2 separate regions of the Homo sapiens genome follow, and region 2 is linked to region 1. The links are chromatin contacts, found by Hi-C in ENCODE. All regions are on one chromosome and are shown on one strand. The core of a region is the stretch at or near the end of the contact, and the rest is flanking DNA. Distances in the headings are between cores, read along the strand shown.

Region 1 (2,974 bases), core at 475-2,974:
GCTATTTGACTTGTAGCAAGTGATTCCAGTTTTCTGAGCCTCTGTTCTCATTTCTAAAATCAGAATAATCATTTCTCCCCACCTCAGAGGATTATAGTGAGGATCAAAAATGGGGAAGTATTTTGCAAACTGCAAAGCAGTATATATAGGTGAGGTCTTCACATTACTGAAAAAGTGAACAAGAGCAATTATTATTAACAACGACAATGATCTCTCTACCTTTCCCTACTAAATTCAACCACCAAATCATTCTCTCCCTCTCTATAGGCCATGGAACTGGGACAAGGCTAATCTTCCCTTCAGCATGAGAGAGTGAACTTTAAGCACTTGAAGCCTTCTGTAAATGAGTGGCAGTAATTAAGACATAATAGTTACTCCTACCAACTTTTCTTTGAGCCTCTCTGAGAAAAAGAATGAGGCGCTGTTTCCATGTGAAGATTCAACACCCTTTGGTAAAATCCAGTCTGCCTGAGAACTATTTTTTTTCTGTTAAAATTCAAGAATAACCAATAAGAACACCTTGACATTTCCCCAGACATCTTGTCCCTCACTTAAACCTACACAAGATCGTGCTGAAAGAAGGGAAAGGGAAAGCATGAGGAACACTCTCGGGACTGGAAAAACGTTTTTAGAGATCAGGTAATCCAATCATCCCAAACTGAGAATCTACCGCCTAACTGATTCCAGCTGAAGACAGCTTTAGTGTTCGTTCTCATCTGTATATGGGGATAATATCTTCTTAAGGATGCTTCAATTCTGGAATAAAATAATGCATATGAAAGCATCTGACATGGGTTATGCACTCACTAAAACTGGCTGAACCTGGAAATTCTGCATTTATTCAATAAATATTAAGTGAACGTCTACAATATACTAGTCAGTACTCTAGGCACTAGGAAAGGGCCATAAGCAAAAAGCACAAAAATCTTGTTTTCTTGGAGACAACATCTACCTCCTGTAACTTCTCCGACTGGCCCGCCTGGCTTCTTTGGACCTCCGTCTGGCTTTTATATAACACCTCCTCCACGGAATATTGTCCTTTGAGATTCTGCAGATCGCTGTGGTGTACCTCCCCTCTCCACGCCCCTTTCCTCCATCCTAAACAAGCAGCCTTAATTATTTCAAGGAGTAAGCAAGGATGCGGAAACAGGAGCGAAAACTGGACTGGGTGGGGTGAAGGCGGGTGCTAAGACGCCAGGGCTGAAAAAGAAATCAACAGAACCGCTCCGACTCCGGGCCAACGTCAAGACGGGCGGGTCCGAATCAGGTGTGTCACCTGACACCTCTCCCGGGAAGGGCCATCGTCCCCTCCCCAGGCCCACAGAGGTCCCCGCCGGGCTCCGGGTACCGGCCCCAGGGGGCGCCCTGGCCAGGGATGGAGGCTGGAGGGGCCGGCTCGGGCCCTCACCCCTCAGTCCTCGCCTTTTCTTCCCAGTCGCCTCAGAGACAATTTCCAGCATCGTTCGTGGTGTTTCCAGGCTCCCGCTTCCCAGACCTAGGCCCCGCCGCTCCCGAAACCCCCTCATCGAGCGGCCTCTCACCCACACCATCCTTTCCTCCACAGCTGCAGCCGCTCTCCCGGCCCCCAGGACAGCCACCGCCCGGCCGCACTCACCTGCGAGCCCAGCCCCGGCCCCTCCATCTCCCCAGGAGCCCACAGCGGCTGAGGCTACTAGGCAAGTAGCGACTGCCGCCAGCCCGCCAGCCCGCCTTGGGTCGCCTCTTCTCCCACTTCCTGCTGGCGCCCTCACCTCCGCCGCTGCGGTCCCCGCTCGTGCCCTGAGCCGTCAATCGGTCCCGGAGAACCAATCCCAGCCCTCCATCGGCTAGGGGCGGGACTTTCTCACCTCCTGGGAAGCCCGCTGTGAACAGCTCGCCAGAGGCTCCACCCCCGGCCCGCCCGTGCCGGTCGCTCCCCCAGCCCCAGCCCAGGACCGAGCGCCCCTCCCTGCCCCAGGTGCCACGGGCCCCAGATGTGCGTCCAGGGTCAGGATCAGACTGTTATTCCAACGTCAACCACCATCTATTGAGAGCAAATCTGGACTTGGCTACTTAATTGCTAAATGACCTTGTGAAAGTCTCTTATTTTACCTCAATTTTCTCATCTGTGAAATGAGGAAAATAAGGGTACCTACTTCATGGAATTATCAGGAGGATTAAATGAGAAAACGCATGTAAAGCCCCTCAGCCCGTGCGTTACATATAAAAAGGAATCAATAGATGTTAGCTATTTAAATGTTTTCCACTCCATTTGCGTGATCTTGGGCAAGTCACCTCTACCGCCTGAGGTTCTGTTTCCTCAAATGAAACAAAAAATGAGTTCTACGGCGCAGGCTAGAGGGGGAGTGGGCGAGAGCCTCCCACTTGAAGTGCACCTCCCCCCTGACCTCCACGACCCTTTGTGGAGGGCACTGGAGGAGCTGGCATTTAAGCCCTGTCCAGCTTGAAGGTCTATGAAGCAAGCATTAGGGATGGCTCCTTCCCTTGGGGCGTTCCAGTGGGGCAGTGGGGCTCTCCTACTTCAGCCCCGAGTAAACACTGGGGTTTTTCTAGCCCAGCACTTAACACAGTTCTTTGTAATGGTTCCTTAGATGTGTCTGTTGCCAAGTGGAACCAGATTAAGACCTTTAGAAGCTAATTTGAAAACGATCTGAAAACATTATGACTTCCTTATTTTATAAAAATAATACTAAATCATAAAATAAATAAATAGAAATCCAACAAAGTGCTGGGTTTTCCATGGAAAATATTGCTATGATACAATAAAATCGTAGATGTATTACTATTGCTTTAGTGTCTGTGTCCTTTGGGCACGTCAGCCCTGGCTTGCCCCCAAAAGCCCAAACCCTTTGAGGATAGGAACCATGTCAGATCCATCTCTGAACTCCCAGTGTCTAACACAGCACTGGGACATGGAAAATGCTCAGCACAATTTTAATGAATGATGGATGGATGGATGTACAGGCGTGTCATT
Region 2 (2,985 bases), core at 226-2,725, 9.0 Mb before region 1:
TTAAGATATTCTCTTAATGTCACTTAATCCAGAAAGTATTTCAGAGACAAATGACTCAATTCTGAATTGCCTTGCCTGTATAGTTCAAGACAAAATTTTGTGTTAGGAATTTTCTGAAAACTTCAGTTTTCTCTCAGAAAAATGAAAATAATATTACCTACGTCTCATGGGCTGTTTTGAGAATTAACTGAGAGACCATATGTAAAGGGACTAATAAAATACCTGGGAAGTCAAAACGTAAAGTACTATACAATGAGTTCTTACTGGAAATAAAGACATCTCGATTTTATTACCAAGACCAGCAGCACACAAATAACCATTTCATTAGCTAAGATACACGTAATACAGCCAAAAATAAGTAGTAGCTTTATTGATCCTCTGTCTAGTGATCAGAAACAATAATATAACATGCATCACATACAGTACACAATACTCCCGATTTTCCTCAACAGGAAATAAATGTCCATAATACAGAGGTTTCCATATATTGTTGCATTTATAATACTCTGCATGGGTATGAGTCATCCTATTTATAAAGTGATATTGAATCCACAAAATATAAGCTCCAAGAGGGAAGAGTTTGATTCCATTGCATACTATTGTGTCTAAAATCTAAATAATTGCTAAATGGATACAATAACAGTAATATATAGAACAATGAAATTCAGATACTGTTATTAAAAACACCCTGCCAAATAAAGTTATTTTAGCAAACGTATTTCCGATTTGTTCCAGGTATTTTCTCTCTTTTTAAAGTGTCTATGCTGAAATAATATCTATAACCTGGGACTTAAAAAAAATCACTTCACCTAATAATAAACCAAGCCAAAATCTTTAAATTTATTTTGTTATGCCATCATTAGACAGAGAATGTAAAAAGTAACCAAACAGAAAATAGTTTCACGGTCAGTACTAATGGGAGTAGGCCTGGAAGTCCTGAGAAATGAAGCCTGAGGCCTCAACCCAAAAGATCTCCAATTAATTCAGGTGAAGAGACCCCACATTTTGGCCCATATTAATGTGTCTGGAAGAAACAGGTCCCTACAACTTCTTGGAGGCCTCACTACTCAGAGAAAAGAAAATAAACACCCAGAACCCATTAATCCACACCCAAACTCCACCTCTCCCCCTAGCAGAGGGCATAGGCCAACCCCTGCCCGCAGCAGTCTCACTCACACCCTTAACTCTGGGACCGGGCCCTGCACCCGCCGGTCTACAGGAGGCCTGGTGATCTCAAGTGGCTGCCTCCCACCAGCAGCTCCGGCCTAGCCCCGCCCACTTTGGCCACCGCCTCCGGAAACGGCCGCGCGCGTTGCCACGGTGACGAGCAAGCAAAGAGCTTCCCCTGCGCAGCCAGGCTGAGCTTCTTGGCGCCAAGCTGCCGCGAGCCGTGACAGCGTCCGACGTGATGACATCACGCGAGCGGCAGCCAATGAAACGAAGCGCTGAGGAAAGTGGCTTGGGTTTGAATATTGTGGTTGAGTCTGAAGCGCTGGGAGGCGGACATTAAAGTGAAGTGGTTGCGGTAACCTGGCCTGGGCCTGAAGTGAGTGAGAGGCACATGAAGGTAAAACTGGACTCTGGGACGCTCCTTTTGGTGACTTGTATTATTGGGAACGGAGGGTCCTGCCGCTTCAGGTCTAGAAGACCAGGTGGGCTTCTTGACAAACACAGAAGCGTTGAGGGGTGGGGGATCAGGGTACCTGGGGAGAAAGTGAAAGGAAAAAGGGATTCGAGAACCTGCTAAGAGCACAGCTCTGCTTGACCGTAATCCTCGACTGCTCAGCTGGAAGGGCAGGGATCTCCTTAAGTCCTGAGAGGAAGTCTTAAGTTTTAAAGGGCATCTTGGCCCCTTTCCCAGACTGGCAGAGAACTTTAACTGCCCAGCACCTTGTAGTGTCAGCTTTTTTCCGGACTCCAAATTGGGAGTGTTTTGTTTCAGACTCACATATAAGCGTACCCAGGGGCTTACCTATCAAACGAGGAGCTTTTGTTCATCACTGCATAAAATTTTTGTCTGAAGAGCTTTAACTGTTAGTCTTGCACTGGTCAATCGGGAACCCCTCCTGAGCCCCAGTTGTAGGTAGCATCGAGATAAAAGCCGCTCTGACTGCCTAACGGGATTGCCGAGGATCAGATGAGGTACGGAAGAGATACTGTTTGGCAAATGCTCTGCAGATGAAATTAAACTGTAAACATTTAGAATCAGTCCTATAGTCTGTTCTTGGTTTCCGCAGGACTTTTTTTTTTTTTTAGGAGCTCATTAGTCACTCAGTTACAGAGAAGCCAAGACTGACTGCTGTTTATTATATGAGAAGAGAGTATTTGACCAGAATGAACTGATTTTGTGGTATAATATATAGTTTAGATTATGGATAATTAGGTAGAAATTTAGGCACTCTACAGATTTTAATTTTTAGTGTCATTCCACCACGTCTAGCCTCCTGTTTCGTTTTTGTAAGGTTTTTATAAACTTTGATGCTAGAGAATGTGATATCCAATGACTAGATAGTGCTTCTTATTAAGTTCATAGTTTGTAAGAACTATTTCAATAAACAAAGATTATCTACAAAGCACAATCACAAAGAAAAAAACTTAAAAGATTATCTGCCTTTAATAGTAGTAATTAATCTCCTTTTCTATTATTTATTCATTTATTTGAGACAGAGTCTCGCTCTGTGGTCCAAGCTGGAGTGCAGTGACGTGATCGCTGCTCACTGCAACCTCCACCTCCCAGGTTCAAGCAATTCTCGTGCCTCAGCCTCCCGAGTAGCTGGGATTACAGGCGTTTGCCACCACACTCGGCTAATTTTTGTATCTTTGGTAGAGACGGGGATTCACTGTGTTGGCCAGGCTGGTCTCGAACTCCTGACCTCAAGCCATCTGCCCGCCTCGGCCTCCTAAAGTGCAGGAATTACAGGTGTGAGGCAGGGCACCCAGCCCTTCCTCTTCTACTATTGAAAAGTATTTACAAATACATAATAT

Evidence for each region. Hi-C counts contacts between places; a loop is a spot of excess contacts on that map. Pooled maps may share reads with other maps.
Region 2: a map of CD8-positive, alpha-beta T cell shows a loop between it and region 1 (15-fold over the local background). The contact joins the promoter of KIF18A here to the promoter of ZDHHC13 in region 1. A Hi-C loop is called at or near these places in 2 of 168 maps with a recorded cell type or tissue (CD8-positive, alpha-beta T cell and naive thymus-derived CD4-positive, alpha-beta T cell) and 5 of 50 pooled maps.

What each region holds. Positions count from the first base shown.
Region 1 is chr11:19,115,918-19,118,891 of GRCh38, reverse strand. ZDHHC13 (zDHHC palmitoyltransferase 13) reads right to left here and starts at 1,724. Exons shown (of 17, transcript NM_019028.3): 1 at 1,616-1,724. The coding sequence starts at 1,642. RefSeq lists silencers at 1,305-1,534, 1,625-1,704, 1,755-1,994.
Region 2 is chr11:28,106,646-28,109,630 of GRCh38, reverse strand. It overlaps KIF18A (kinesin family member 18A), which reads left to right and starts at 1,475. Exons shown (of 17, transcript NM_031217.4): 1 at 1,475-1,567. It overlaps METTL15 (methyltransferase 15, mitochondrial 12S rRNA N4-cytidine), which reads right to left and starts at 1,243. Exons shown (of 7, transcript NM_001113528.2): 1 at 1,179-1,243. RefSeq lists enhancers at 948-1,027, 1,214-1,737, 1,938-2,197, 1,738-2,262.